Regions from separate parts of the Homo sapiens genome. Here region 2 is linked to region 1. A link is an interaction called in ENCODE POLR2A ChIA-PET data of the cell type or tissue named here. Cell type or tissue: B cell. All regions are shown on one strand. Each heading gives the region's core, and the rest is flanking DNA. Links, peaks and the distances in the headings are about the cores only. Region 1 overlaps SFMBT1 (Scm like with four mbt domains 1). Region 2 overlaps PBRM1 (polybromo 1).

Region 1 (7,884 bases), core at 2,499-4,998:
TTCCAATACAGGCACTTCAATGACAAATTTTCTAGCTTTCTTTAATGTATGTCTTTCAATAATCTCAGGCATAAATAATCTTTAAAAATTCATACTATAATGAATACTATATTGAATATAGGTAATATATATTATTATAATATATACTGAATACTATACTAAATACTGTGTGTGTGTGTGTGTGTGTGTGTGTGTGTGTGTGTGTGTGTCTATTCATACTATAATGATTCATACTATAATGAGTTTGGAAATATCAGGCTGACCACCCTATAAATCCCTGGTCCACAGTTGGCTAAGTATGACCACTTCGCAGCCCGGCTTCCTTAGCAATTACTGATTAGTACCAGGATATTGAGCACCTCCTCTTTGCCAGATACCAAGACGACTAAATTGCAGTTTTGAAATTATCTTTCACTGTACCAGAATATGTCAAAAGCATTTAAAATCATTCTTTATCCTTATATTATCTTATAGGCTGGAACGGTAGCTCTTCCAGAGTTCAAATATGATTACATTTTCATCAATTAAATGCTTTATTTATGGGAGCCAGTAACATGAGCACATGTTGAAACAGTATGTCTTTGTTCTGATTAAATCAGGAGCTATTTGATTCACCAACACAAGCACTGTCAAAACATACCAATTCCAATAGTATTATAAAAAGATTATAGGAAAAGACCATGTTCAGTTATGAAAAGACTTGAAATTATTCTGTAATTTCATGGTTGCTGTTTCTCAGCTTTCTCATGTCAAGTCACAGATCAGAAACTTCATCTCAACAGAACAAATGCTTGTTAACCATTTATCAAGAAAAAAGAAAAGATTATTTGAGTACCTACTATGTATGTGCCTGGCACTTTTTATGTATTGTATACTAAATAATTAGGCACACAGAACACTGTCCAACACATGGTAAGCTTAATATTTAAGTGTTTATTATTTTTTAATAATCTTTTATTTAATCCTATTCTGCTTAACTCATACAATGATAATTCCATTTTACAGATGAGGAAAAGTTAACATGTCAGTTCATACACAGTCATGCATCGCTTAATAATGAGGATATGTTCTGAGAAATTTGTTGTTTGGCAATTTTGTCATTATTCGAACATCATAGGGTATACTTACGCAAACCTAGATGGTGCGGCCTACTATACACCTAGGCTATACGGTGTAGCCTATTGCCCCTAGGCTACAAACCTGTAGGCAACTGTAACACAATGGTAAGTATTTGTGTATCTAAACATATTTAAACATAGGAAAGGTGTAGTCAAAATATATCATAAAAGATAAAAAATGAGGCCAGGCGAGGTGGCTCACGCCTGTAATCCCAGCACTTTGGGAGGCCAAGGTGGGCAGATCATTTGAGGTGAAGAGTTTGAGACCAGCCTGGCCAACATGGTGAAACCCCGTCTCTACTAAAAATACAAAAATTAGCTCGGTGTGGTAGTGGGCGCCTGTAGTCCCAGCTACTCAGGAGGCTGAGGCAGGAGAATTGCTTGAACCTGGGAGGTGGAGGTTGCAGTGAGCTGAGATCATGCCACTACACTTCAGCCTGGGAGACAGAGTGAGACTCCGTCTCAGGAAAAAAAAAAAAAAAAAGATAAAAAATGGAACACTTATATAGGGCACTTATCATGAATGGAGCTTGCAGGACTGGGAAGTTGTTCTGGGTGAGTCAGTCAGTGGTGAGTGAATGTGAAGGCCTGGGATATTACTGTATACTACTGTAGACTTTCTAAACACTGCACATGTAAGCCACATTAAATTTGTTTTAAGAATACTTTTCTTCCTTCCATAATAAATTAACCTTAGCTTACTGTAACTTTATAAACTTTTTGATTTTTAAAATTTTTTTGACTTTCTTGTAATAACACATAGCTTAAAATACAAACACTGTATAGCTGTACAAAAATATTTTTTTGGTCGGGCGCCATGGCTCACGTCTGTAATCCAATACTTTGGGAAGCCGAGGTGGGCAGGTGACCTGAGATCAGGAGTTTGAGACCAGCCTGGCCAACATGGCAAAATCCCATCTCTACTAAAAATACAAAAAAAAAACTTAGTCGGGCAGGCATGGTGGCAGGTGCCTGTAGTCCCAGCTACTCGGGAGGTTGAGGCAGGGAAATCGCTTTAACCTGGGAGGTGGAGGTTGCAGTGAACCGAGATCGCGCCACTGCACTTTAGCCTGGTGACAGAGCAAGACTCTGTCTCAAAAAAAAAAAAAAAATTAGCAGGGTGTGGTGGCGAGTGCCTGTAATACCAGCTACTCAGGAGGCTGAGGCAGGAGAATCGCTTGAACCCGGGAGGTGGAGGTTGCAGTGAGCCGAGATCGTGCCACTGCTCTCCAGTCTGGGCGAAAGAGTGAGACTCCATCTCAAAATATATATATTTTTTCTTTATATCCTTATTCTATAACTTTTTTCTATTAACTTTTTATTTACTTGTTAAAACTTTTTGTTAAAAACTAACACAACAGCCTAGGACTACACACGACCAGGATCATCAATATCGTTGTCTTCCACCTCCACATCCTGTCCCACTGGAAGATCTTCGGGAGCAATAACATGCATGGAGCTGCCATCTCCTTGATAACAGTGCCTCCTTCTGGAATACCTCCTGAAGGACCTGTCTGAGGCTGGCTTACAGTTAATTTTTTTTTAATAAATAAAAGGCATATACTCTAAAATAATGATTTAAAAGTACAGTAAATAAACCACAGTTATATATTATGATCAAGTATTATGTACTGTACATAACTGTATGTGTTATGCTTTTATACAACTGCCAGTGCAGGTTTATTTACACCAGTACCACAACAAACACGAGTAGGTATCTCACTATGACTTTAGGATGGCTACTACATCATCATTAGGCCATAGGAATTTTTCATCTCCATTATAACTGTATGGGACCACCGTCATATATACAGGCCACCATTGACTGAAACACCATCATGCCATGCATGACTGTAGATAGGAAGCAGCAGGGGCAGCATTTGAACCCTCATCTGATCCCAAGCCTGAGCTCCTTAGTGTTTCTGGGCTCTGGGGCTTTTCTTGGAGCTCAGAGAATACAAGGATAATTGTGAGGTATGTCTTATACCATAGAGTGATGGCCCTAGATGATCTGCGCTCAAGTTGTTTTATTCATTCATTCATTTAACTTCTAAGTTCCATACTGTTCTGCTTAGAATGGTGAGTAACCAAGAGTCTGGATGGCACCTAGACAGATGCTGCCATCTATAAGCTTCTAAAATCTTATTCTAGTAGGGCCCTAAAACAGATTAATTCATATGAAAGGATACAGTACACATTTTTAAATTAAAACACATTTCCTTATTAATTCTTTAATGGAATGGAATAACACTGAATTAAGAATGGAATAACACTGAATTTAGCCAAAAGGCTAAAAAAATCAGTGTAATAAACAGCCATCATCAAAAATGTCAGAATCATCAGGAAAGCATAAAAAACAAAGTCTTTCCCCAACGGAGTAACAGGCTCTGCCTCAACCCAGAAGAGAGCTGAGGGGAAGTTATAGTGGTTGACTTAGAGAGACCCTTGGGAGGTCCAATCACTCACCAAACTTTAACTCGTGATTATAAGAGAGGATGCTCTGGGGATTTTGCTGCTTTGTATTGTTACATTAAACATACAAGCATTTTTAAAAGCTCTATGTTAGAATTTAAAGATGCCTAGACTATAGACACATATGCTGTACAATTAATTCACTGGAATTTTTTTTAAGTTTAAGGCCCTATAAGAACTAGATTATCAGTTATAAATATTGAGAACTTTTGGATAGGCTACCACCCCTCAAAAATCACGACAGGCAACCATACAGGTCAGTCCCTCAAGAACACCTCAAGAACCTGTCCCTCAAGAACGCCTCCCAACTCCAGGGTAATGCTGCTGCGAGGGTATCCTCGGGGAAACACAATGGTGAATGTCTGCTGCAAAACACTGAGCCAATACCTAAGAGGCATGCTGAACATTTAACAACAATGATACTAGGAACAAGTATTAGTTATTTAGAAAAAGTATAAATTATTTAGAACACAAAACAACTCTTCAGGAGCTTTTAAAGTAAGTGCTTCCAAAAAAGGAGTAAATCTCTGGTTACTACTAGAGATGTACTACGTAACACATTAAATCTGTAAAATAATTTGGCACAAAAAGTTAAATGGACATGAGGAAAAAAACCAGCCTAGGTTATGATAATTAATTAGGAATCTAAACAGACTTATATGCAAGATGTAAAACCAAAACCCTAACTGGCAGAATAGCAGTCTACTTACTTACCTGTTATTTCCAAAGCGCAGCAGGACACTTGGCAGCCTTCTGTTTGGTTAGTATTAGACCCTAGTCACACCTTAATAGTTGTTTTTATAGATTTCAGTACCCCCACACCTTTCAATCTAACATATGTAAACATTCTCTGAAAACCAAAAGTATCTAATGTTAAATATATAGAAATTTTTGGTTAAATCTCTACACCTGTTAAACAGAAAGATTCCTCTTCCTGATTTCTTTTCTCCACTTTTCTATTCTTTCCTTAAAAATAATTTGGTTTCTTTCCTACCACTAAATTATTATTTTGTGAACTTAAATGCAATATTACAAAGGTGGCCAGTTTTCTAAGATTAGGACTTACCAATTCCACTTTACAGTGCTTAGTACAAAATTATTGGTATAATTTTCAATCCTTAATAATACTATGCTACTAATGGTCATGTTTTCATGTGTTATAAGAAACATGCCTTTTGGGAGGCTGAGGCAGGAGAATGGTGTGTGAACCCGGGAGCCAGAGCTTGCAGTGAGCTCAGATTGTGCCACTGCACTCCAGCCTGACTCCATCTCAAAAAAAAAAAAAAAAGAAAGAAAGAAAGAAAGAAAGAAACATGCCTTCCATAAAACTATTCCTACTAATGTTCATGTTTTATAAGAAAAAAATAAGGCCAGGTGTGGTGGCTCACACCTGTAATACCAACACTTTGGGAGGCTGAAGTGGGCAGATCACGAGGTCAGGAGATAGAGAACAGCCTGGCTAACACGGCGAAATGCTGTCTCTACTAAAAATACAAAAATTAGCTGGGCATGGTGGCGCGCGCCTGTAGTCCCAGCTACTTGGGAGGCTGGGAGAATTGCTTGAACCTGGGAGACAGAGGGTGCAGTAAGCCAAGGTCACGCCACTGCACTCCAGCCTAGTGACAGAGCTAGACTCCATCTCAAAAAAAAAAAGAAAAAGAAAAAAATAGTGTTTACATAATGTATAACTTCTTTCAGCCTTGGACAAAACTATCATTGAAACAGACGTCTGAAGTCATCCAAACAGGCCGACAAGAATTTAAAACTTCATTATTTGCAAATTAACAACGAAAAAGGTAGGCTTAAGGCAGACAATTGGTTACTAATGTCTCCTTCAAAGGGAAAAAATTTCCAGCACCATCTACTAAAACTGTTCGGATATATTCCAAAGGCTAGTTGTCTTTTAGGATTTTTCTTGGGAGGGGTTGTTCATTTTAATTGTTGCATTTAAAATGTTCAAAAAATAAATGGGCTTAGTTGGTCAAAACACAACCACTCACTCAGGAAAAACATCATCATAAAGGTAAAAATAACTCAAAGCATACACCCGAAGTCATTAAAAGGTTTTTCCTCAGTTTTCTCTTATAGGATGTGAGATAAATGCAGTATTATTCTCTATTAAAGTATAAAAGACAACTCGACTCAGTTGTCTAACTCACATTAAATTCCTCCAAAATGGTATTTTGAAGAGTATCACAGGCTCAGCCACATCAAGTTTGGAATTTTGTGACACAGAGTCAGATGACAGAACACTCAGTCCTTCCTCACTTGGAAACAAAAACCAAATGCTTGAAGAGACTTAATGTCAAATCTAACTATGCAAAGTCTTAAGTTTACTTCAATTTCATCTCAAAGCAATCTTTAAAGAAAAAAAATCAATAAGCCATTCAAACACCAGAATACTACTTTTCTCGGAATCTTTAACAAAACGTCAAACAAATTCAGACTGTTGGACTGTTAAACTTCAAAGAGCCACCTTAATATTTTGAAAACATCAAGAAAAAGTTGAGCAAGAAAGAGAGGAAAGGGAGGGAGAGAAGAAGGAAAGAAGGATGGATGGAAAGAAGGAAGGAAGGAAAAGTTTTCTCAACTTTAACAAATACTATTATCAAAGCTAAGGAGTTTTGGCCTTGGGAATTCAGATATTACGCATAAAACAAGGAAATAAACCTAATGAACAAACATTACTACTATGGGGTGATGTCAACCTTGCAATTTTGGAGAGAGATTAATGAAGTGGGGTGAAGTATAAAGAGAATAATTTTTTCACTTCAAATGATGAGTAATGAAGTTCAACATATAAACATTTTTTGTTTGCTCATTTTTTCCCAAATAACTACTTTACACCCACATTACTGTCTCATTTGCAAACGTCTGCATAGTATCTTCAGCAACTATACCTAGCACTGCATTTTTACATACATTAAGCCAGCTGCCTGGATGATTTTTTAAAATTGCTCTTTGTTTCACTGAATAACTGAGGCTGGTGACTCTAAAAGTTAGAGAAAACTTTAATAAGTAACACCCAGTCCAACAGTCCTCAACAGTTCTGTTGTACACACCATTCCCATGTGCCAACATTTCCTCAAATAACAGCTCTCCATTACCCTACAGTGCTTTTCTAGAGAATTCTTCCCTACCTGCTGTGGTTTGAATGTTGTGTCCCACCCAAAATTCACATGCTGAAACTTCTTTTTTTTTTTTTTTTTTTGAGATGGAGTTTTGCTCTTATTGCATAGGCTGCAGTGCAGTGGCACAATCTCAGCTCACTGCAACCTCCACCTCTTGGGTTCAAGCAATTATCGTGCCTCAGCCTCCCGAGTAGCTGGGGCTACAGGGAGGCGCCACCATGCCTGGCTAATTTTTGTATCTTTAGTAGAGACGGGTTTCACCATGTTGGCCAGGATGGTCTCGAACTACTGACCTCAGGTGATCCGCCCACCTCGGCCTCCCAAAGTGCTGTGATTACAGGCGTGAGCCACCTCGCCCAGCCTGCACGTTGAAAGTTAATCCCTAATATGAGAGTATTAAGACGTGTGGCCTTTCAGGAAGCGATTGGATCAATGCCATTATAAGAAGCTTCTGAGAGCTGCCTGCCCCTTCTTGCTTTCACATTCCCTTCCACCTTCTACCACATGAGGATGCACCATCAATGAGGAATGGCACCTCCCCAGACACTAAATCTGCCAGCACCTTGATTTTGGACTTCTCAGACTCCAGAATAGTGAGAAAATAAGTTTCTATTATTCATAAGTTACTGAGTCTCAGGTGTTCTGTCATAGCAGCACAAATGACTAAAACATCATCCATCCCCGAGGAGGAGATTGTCCATTTCTGTGTTCCAACACCATCAATGACACAGGGATAAAAAACTCCCACGACTACCTTCTAGGATAATCTATTCCACTTCTAAGCAGCTCCGCCACAAAGCCTGTCCTTAACCTGCTGCAAAGTCCCTATGGCTTCTGCCCATTGCTGTTGCCCACTCAGAATGAGTCTGTGTTCATTCACTCACACAGAGCCCTTCACATAGCTGAGAGAACTAACGTTCATCAACTGTTCTTCCTAAGCAGGTCCTGAGCTGCCTCACCTTCCTAGTCCCTCCTCTAAAATACATTCCAGTTTATCTGTAGCCCAAAACAGAATACAAAAGAATAAAGTATTGTTTATAATACAAAGGGTAAGTGTTTGAGGATGGACACCTCTATTTTACATTACGTGATTATTACACATTCTATGTCTGTATCAAAACATCTCACATACCCCATAAATACATACACCTCTATGTAGCCAC
Region 2 (7,884 bases), core at 2,538-5,037, 310 kb before region 1:
AAAATTAAATAATTTAAAAAACATGCTTCACTCTCGGCCAGGTGCAGTGGCTCATGCCTGTAATCCCAGCACTTTGGGAGGCTGAGGCGGGTGGATCACCTGAGGTCAGGAGTTCGAGACCTGCCTGGCCAATATGGCAAAACTCCGTCTCTACTAAAAGTACAAAAAAAATTAGCCAGGCATAGTGGTGTATGCCTGTAATCCCAGCTACTCGGGAGGCTGAGGCAGGACAATTGCTTGAACCCAGGAGGTGGAAGTTGCAGTGAGCCAAGACTGTGCCACTGCACTCCAGCCTGGGCAACAGAGTGGGACTCCATCTCAAAAAAAAAAAAAAAAAAAAAGCTTCTTTCTCAAGGAATTAGAGAAAAGAAGAGCAAACTAAACCCAAAGCTAGCAGTAGATAATAAATAGAAAGGAGGGCCAGTGCAGTAGTTCATGCCTATAATCCCAGCACTTTGGGAGGATGAGGTGGACAGATCACTTGAGGTCAAGAGTTTAAGACCAGCCTGGGCAACAAAGTGAAACCCTATCTCTACTAAAAATACAAAAATTAGCCAGGCATGGTGGCACACGCCTGTAATCCCAGCTACTTGGGAGGCTGAAGCATAAGAATCACTTGAACCTGGAAGGCAGAGGCTGCAATAAGCCATGATCACGCCACTGCACTCCAGCCTGGGCAACAGAGCAAGACACTGTCTCAAAAAAAAAATATATATATAGATATATATATAGAATGCAGATAAACGAAATTAGAGAATAGAAAAACAATTTTAAAAATTAAACAGTTGGTTTTTTTAAAAGATCAACAAAATTGGTAAACACTTAGCTAGATTAACTAAGAAAGAAAGAGCTGAGCACGGTGGCTCACGCCTGTAATGCCAGCACTTTGGAAGGCCAAGGTAGGCGGATCACCTAAGGTCGGGAGTTTGAGACCAGCCTGACCAACATAGAGAAACCCTGTCTCTACTAAAAATACAAAATTAGCTGGGCGTGGTGGCCCATGCCTGTAATCCCAGCTACTCGGGAAGCTGGGGCAGGAGAATCGCTTGAACCTGGGAAACGGAGGTTGTGGTGAGCCACAATCGAGATCGCACCACTGCACTCCAGCCTGGTGCGAAACTCCATCTCAAAAAAAAAAAAAAAAAAGAGAGAGAGAGGCTGGGTGTGGTGGCTCACACTTGTGATCCTAGCACTTCGGGAGGCCAAGGTAGGAGGATCACTTGAGCCCAGGAGTTTGAGACCAGCCTGGGCAACACAGGGAAACCCTGTCTCTACCAAAAAAAAAAAAAAAAATATATATATATATATATATATACACACACACACACACATATATCTCCTTACCTAACATTACATACGTTATTTTTTAATATGTATGTAGCGTTAGGTAAGAATCCAGCATATTTTTACATATATAAATAAAAAATACGTTATATATACAATATATATATTTTATGTGTTTACTATATACATACACACGTATATATAACATATATATTAGCCAGGTATGGTAGCATCAGGTGAGAGGACTGCTTGAGTCCGGGAGGTTGAGTCTGCACTGAACTGTGATTGCCACTGCACTCCAGCCTGGGTGCCAAAGCAAGATCCTGTCTCAAAAAAAGACAGAAAGGAGGAGGGAGGGAGGGAAGAAGTAAGGGAGAAAAGAGATGCAAATAACTAAAATCATAAAGAGGAGACATTACAACCAATGCCACAAAAATAAAAAGGATTATGAGAGTTCTAGGAAAACATGTATGCCAACAAATTAGATAAACTAGAAGAAATGGATAATTTCCTAGAAACACACAACCTACTAAAGACATACAAAGCCTGAGTAAACCTATAACTAGTAAGGAGACTGAATCAGTAATAAAAAATCTCCCACAAAGAAAATCCCTAGACTGATAGCTTCACTGATGAATTCTAACCAGACATTTCAAGAACTAACACACCAAGCCTTATGAAACTTTTCCAAAAAATTGAAGAGGCGAGGTCACGTCCTAACTTATTCTATGAAGCTAGCATTACTCTGATACCAAAGCCAGACAAAGATACTACAAGAAAACTACTGATCAATATCCCTTATGAATACTGATGCAAAATTTCTCAATAAAATATTAGCAAACTGAATTCAGCAGGATATTAAAAGGATTATATACCATAACCAGGTGGGATTTATTCCACAGTGAACAAGGTGTTGAAGTGGTGAAAGTGGGCATCTCTGTCTTGTTCGTGATCTTAGAGGAAAAGCTTTAAGTATTTTGCCACTGAATATGTTGTTCACAGTAATCAAAATGTGTGCTACTGGTATAAAAACAGACACAGGGACCAATGGAATAGAATGGAGCCTAGAAACGACCCTCACATACACGGTCAAGCAAATTTTGACAAAGGCGCCAAAACCATTCAATGAGAAAAGCACAGTCTTTTCAACAAACGATACCGGGAAAACTGGATACACACATATAAAGAATGAAGCGGGGGCCGGGCGCGGTGGCTCACGCCTGTAATCCCAGCACTTTGGGAGGCCGAGGCGGGCGGATCACGAGGTCAGGAGATCGAGACCATCCCGGCTAAAATGGTGAAACCCCGTCTCTACTAAAAATACAAAAAATTAGCCGGGCGTAGTGGCGGGCGCCTGTAGTCCCAGCTACTTGGGAGGCTGAGGCGGGAGAATGGCGTGAACCCGGGAGGCGGAGCTTGCAGTGAGCCGAGATCCCGCCACTGCACTCCAGCCTGGGCGACAGAGCGAGACTCCGTCTCAAAAAAAAAAAAAAAAAAAAAAAAAAAAAAAAAAAAAATAATGAATGAAGCGGGATCCTTACCTAAACACTACTTATAAAAATTCAAAATGGATCAAAGGCCTAAATGTAAGAGCTAAAACTATAAAACTCTTAGAGGAAAACCAATACAGTTTGGCTGTATCCCCATTCAAATCTCAGCTTGAATTGTTATCTCCTAGAATTCCCACATGTTGTGGGAGGGACCCAGAGGGAGGTAACTGAATCATGGAGGCCAGTCTTTCCCGTGCTATTCTCGTGATAGTGATTAAGTTGCATGAGATCTGATGGGTTTATTAGGGGTTCCCACTTTTGCTTCTTGCTTATTTTTCTCTTGCCACTGATGTAAGAAGTGCCTTTCACCTCCCACCATGATTCTGAGGCCTCCCCAGCCATATGGAACTGTAAGTTCAGTTAAACCTCTTTTTCTTCCCAGTCTCGGGTATGTCTTTATCAGCAGTGTGAAAACCAACTGATACAGTAAATTGATACCAGTAGAGTTGGGCGCTGCTGAAAAGATACCCGAAAATGTGGAAGCGACTTTGGAACTGGATAACAGGCAGAGGATGCAACAGTTTGGAGGGCTCAGAAGAAGACAGGAAAATGTGGGAGTTTGGAACTTCCTAGAGACTTGAATGGCTTTGACCAAAAGCCTGATAACAATACGGACAATAAGGTCCAGGCTGAGGTGGTCTCAGATGGAGATGAGGAACTTGCTGGGAATTGGAGTAAAGGTGACTTTTGTTATGTTTTAGCAAAGAGACTGGGGCATTTCGCCCCTGCTCTAGAGATCTGTGGAAGTTTGAACTTGAGAAAGATGATTTAGGGTATCTGGCAGAAGAAACTTCTAAGCAGCAAAGCATTCAAGAGGTGAGTTGGGTACTGTTTAAGGCATTCAGTTTTATAAGGGAAGCAGAGCATAAAAGTTTGGAAAATTTGCAGCCTAGTCCTGTCCAAGAGAACCCTGATTAATACAAAAACATAGGGGAAAAGCTTCATGATATTGGATTTGGCATTAATTTCATGGATATGACACCAAAGGCACAGGCAACAAGAGAAAAAGACAACATAAACTTCATGAAAATTAAAACCTTTTGTACATCTAAGGACACCGTACAAAATGAAAAGGCAACCTACAGAATGGCTCTATCACCCAGGCTGGAATACAGTGGCGGGATCTCAGCTCACTGCAACCTCTGCCTCCCAGGTTCAAGCAATTCTCCTGCCTCAGCCTCCCAAGTAGCTGGGATTACAGGCGCCCCACCACCATGCTCGGCTTTTTTTTTTTTTTTTTTTTTGAGATGGAGTTTCACTCTTGTCACCAAGGCTGGAGTGCAACGGTACGATCTCGGCTCACTGCAACCTCCACCTCCCGGGTTCAAGTGATTCTCCTGCCTCAGTCTCCCAAGTAGCTGGGATTACAGGCGCCCACCACCAAGCCTGGCTAATTTTTGTATTTTTAGTAGAGACGGGGTTTCACCACGTTGGCCAGGCTGGTCTCAAACTGCTGACCTCAGCTGATCCACCCGCCTTCGCCTCCCAAAGTGCTAGGATTACAGGAATGAGCCATTGCGCCCAGCCTTGCACCTGGCTAATTTTTGTATTTTTTAGTAGAGACAGGGTTTTGCCATGTTGGCCAGGCTGGTCTCGAACTCCTGGCCTCAGGTGATTTGCCCACCTATAGACCTCCCAAAGTGGTGGGATTACAGGCGTGAGCCACTGTGCCTGGTCAGTACTCTTTTTTAAATATTTATTTTTAGGCAAGCTCTTGCTCCATCACCCAGGTTGGAGTGCAGTGACACTCATGGCTTACTGCAGCCTCAAATTCCCAGGCTCAAACAATCCTACCACCCCAGCCTCCCTAGTAGCTGGGTCTATAGGTGAGCACCACCACACCTGGCTAATTTTTCAAAAAATTTTTTGTAGAGATGGGTCTCACTATGTTGCCCAGGCTGGTCTCAAATTCTTGGCCTCAAGAGATCTTTCCGCATAGGTCATTTTTTTTGTTTTTGTTTTTAAGAGACGGGGTCTCATTATGTTGCCCAGGCTGGTGTCATACTCCTTGGATCAAGCAATTCTCTTGCCTTAGTCTCCCATGTAGCTGGGATTACAAGTGCATGCTCCTGTGCCTGGCTCAAAAAATCAAGTAGCTGGGATTATAGGTGCATGTTACTGTGCCTGGCTCAACAGATTTTTAATTTAAAAAAAGCTTCACTACAGCTTGATTACTAAAGACTAAAGACTAAAATTGGACCCCAGTATCATTTAAGCCATTCCTGCCAACAAAAAGCTCAATTTCCAAACACTTTAATACACATGGACTCTGGACCAAATCCCCCGCAACTGTACTGATGTGCTTCGAACTCACCTTCGCTTTGGTGCCCTAATGAAGAGCTCACAGAGAAGTCTGCCCTGTTCATCCTTATAGTCTCGGATGGTATTATAGAGTTCATGGCACACGGCAATCTACACATTAGCAAAGGAGAAAAAAATCACTAAAAAAGTGAACAGAAAGCCAGTGTAGACATAAGAATTATTTTCTACTCTTCAATAAAAGGCAAGTAGAGAAGAAAAATGATGACTCTCAATATTACCAAACATGCTAAAGTCTGAAATATGCTGACAATATGTCTCCTTTCAAACAACTGAGTTGACTAACTTTTTGGTATCTTTCATCAGATTTATGCTCCTGGTGATTTTGTCTTCTAAACTATATCAGTTCATCACTTTCTTGCTTAAAGTCATCCAATTGAAGGGTTTTCTTCTTTGAAACTAAATCAGTTTATCACTCTCTTGCTTAAAGCCATCTGACAGAAGGGTTTATCACTTCACAGAGAATAAAATCTAAACTCCAAACATTGCTTGTGTGGGCCCTACATACTCTGAATGGGTGGAGCTTGCCAGTTTCCTTCTCCTTCCTGACCATCCCCTGCTCTGTAACCAAGACACACAAAACTCATCCCTGACCCAACCCCTCTGCACTGGTTCTGTCTGGAACTCTCTTCCAGCGAATTCAGGCCAAAACAGCCCAAATCACCCAAAATTTTCTTCTTAGCACTTATTACTAGCTAAGGATACATTATTCTTTATTCGTTTACTTGTTTACATTCTACTTCCCCCGCCTGGAATCTAAGTTCCATGTGAAAAATGGGCTTGTTTCCACATGGCTATATCCCAACCATGAGAACAGTGCTTGTCACATGATAGTCACACAGTTATTTGCTGAATTAATATATGATGTAACATACTGAAATTATTCATAAGATCACACTATTACTCTAAGACTTAGCTGAATACATAATGTTCATAAAAGAAAAGACTATTAATCAAGAGAATCTTAAAAAAGTGGAGATGCCTTGCATCGTAACAATTTTACCATTAAAGGGAAGATAGGGGAATTGTGGGAAGAGCAGGCAGAAACCATGTAATCCAAGTTACTCACAGGATCTACAGTTGGAAGATTGGAAAGTCTCCTCCTTTTCCTGCTTGGGCCTGGTGTTGACACAGAATGGTGCCCATCATCAAAGTCCCCGCTGACACTGCTGGAAGGGGAGGTAGCTCTTCTTCTCTTGGAACCCATGGAATCCAACTTCTTCTATAAGAAATAATCAGCCATGTTCTTACATTTAAATAGACTCTGTCACCAAGTCTTCAGCTGGACACCTGCTACCAAACTCCTGGCTCACTTAGGAGGATATTTTAACGTGTTGTAGTTTAACTAGCTATAAGTTTTTTTTTTTTTTTAAGCCCTGGACTTCCTTGTTTTAGTCTTTCACTTACCAGAATGCTATACTTCCAATTTTGATGGGACAAATTCAACAAAAGCATATTCATTTGTATATCAGCAATCTTGAATGACTCAACTTCTGGCTCCAAATTTGGCCTAGAGTTTCCCAACCTATATGTAGCAGTACATTAGTGTGCTGAAGGTATTAAGCCTTCAGCCCATGAGGCAGTCAGGCAGGCCTGGGGTACAGAGGCCCCAAGGTATCCACCTCTGGAGTCAGCACCTCATCTGCTTCTCTATGTGCCTTACAATTATGATCATTTGCTAGGTGGGCCATCATGTGGAAAAGAGCAAGAAGCAGAGCCCAGGACAAATGAGTAGTGCAAAAAGGTAAGGGGACAGAGGACAATTAACCTTCTAGCACTTTAGATGTACTCTAAAATTAAAACCCTGAAAATGAATGTTCTCCATTCATTAAAACAGGATCCACAAGACATATCCCTGGAAAACACTTAATGAGACTTGCTATACCTAGACAGAGGTACAAACTATCCTTTGAAACTCTTCTGTTAATTCAAACTAATCACCTTTTAGTGATATGACATACTCTAACTATAACACGTACTCTATTTAACTATAACAATTTTAACTATAACTCTATTTACAACACAAGAAATGCAACCACTGAATGATCTGCTACAGATAGTATATACCCAAGAAAGTCCTGCAATGCTTATATTGCAATACAATCTAACAATACTATCAAATAGTATATTGTGATTTGAAAGGCCTTTTTCTTTCTTTCTTTCTTTCTTTTTTAGGTGGAGTCTCGCTCTGTCACCAGGCTGGAGTACAGTGGCACGATCTCTGCTCACTGCAACCTCCCTCCACCTCCCAGTTTCAAGCGATTCTCCTGCCTCAGCCTCCAGAGTATCTGGGACTAAGGCGTGTGCCATCACACCCAGCTAATTTTTGTATTTTTAGTAGAGACGGGGTTTCACCATGTTGGCTAGGATGGTCCCAATCTCTTGACCTCGTGATCCGCCCGTCAAAGGCCTTTTTCTAAAGCTAAAAGAAAAAAAAAGATCCCAGTTTCACTCATCAACACTGAAGGTATTGATCCTTCAGCCCCTGAGGTAGTCAGGCAGGCCTGGGGTTCAGAGGCCCCAAGGTATTCACTTCTTGAGTCAGCACCTCATCTGCTTTTCCATGTGCCTTACAATTATGAGGAACCTCATAGAACTAGAGTACCTCATAATTGTAAGGCACATGGAAACACTGAATTTCAGGACACTACGACACCAGCAGCTGAATGATTAGAACAGGAGAACACTGGTTGCCAGCAGTATGGAAAGAAAGGTTGGGGATCTCCAGGAA

What was found. ChIA-PET counts read pairs that join two places held together with the same protein. Peaks named below come from ENCODE experiments on the same cell type or tissue, not always from the same donor. Only the 100,000 strongest peaks of a DNase experiment are listed, where the experiment ranks them.
Region 2: POLR2A ChIA-PET joins it to region 1 with 7 read pairs; 3 of 35 experiments call an interaction of 5 or more read pairs at or near these places.

The regions. Positions count from the first base shown.
Region 1 is chr3:52,984,561-52,992,444 of GRCh38, forward strand. The region is part of intron 1 of SFMBT1 (Scm like with four mbt domains 1); the gene reads right to left. Among named protein-coding and RNA genes, the nearest start is that of SFMBT1, 58 kb to the right of the region's middle. In B cell, for the core only: no CTCF peak of the experiment used is centred there; a DNase peak (open chromatin) is centred at 3,561.
Region 2 is chr3:52,673,352-52,681,235 of GRCh38, forward strand. It overlaps PBRM1 (polybromo 1), which reads right to left. Exons shown (of 32, transcript NM_001405607.1): 2 at 6,223-6,375; 3 at 5,149-5,246. The coding sequence starts at 6,360. Among named protein-coding and RNA genes, the nearest start is that of PBRM1, 8.6 kb to the right of the region's middle. In B cell, for the core only: no CTCF peak of the experiment used is centred there; no DNase peak of the experiment used is centred there.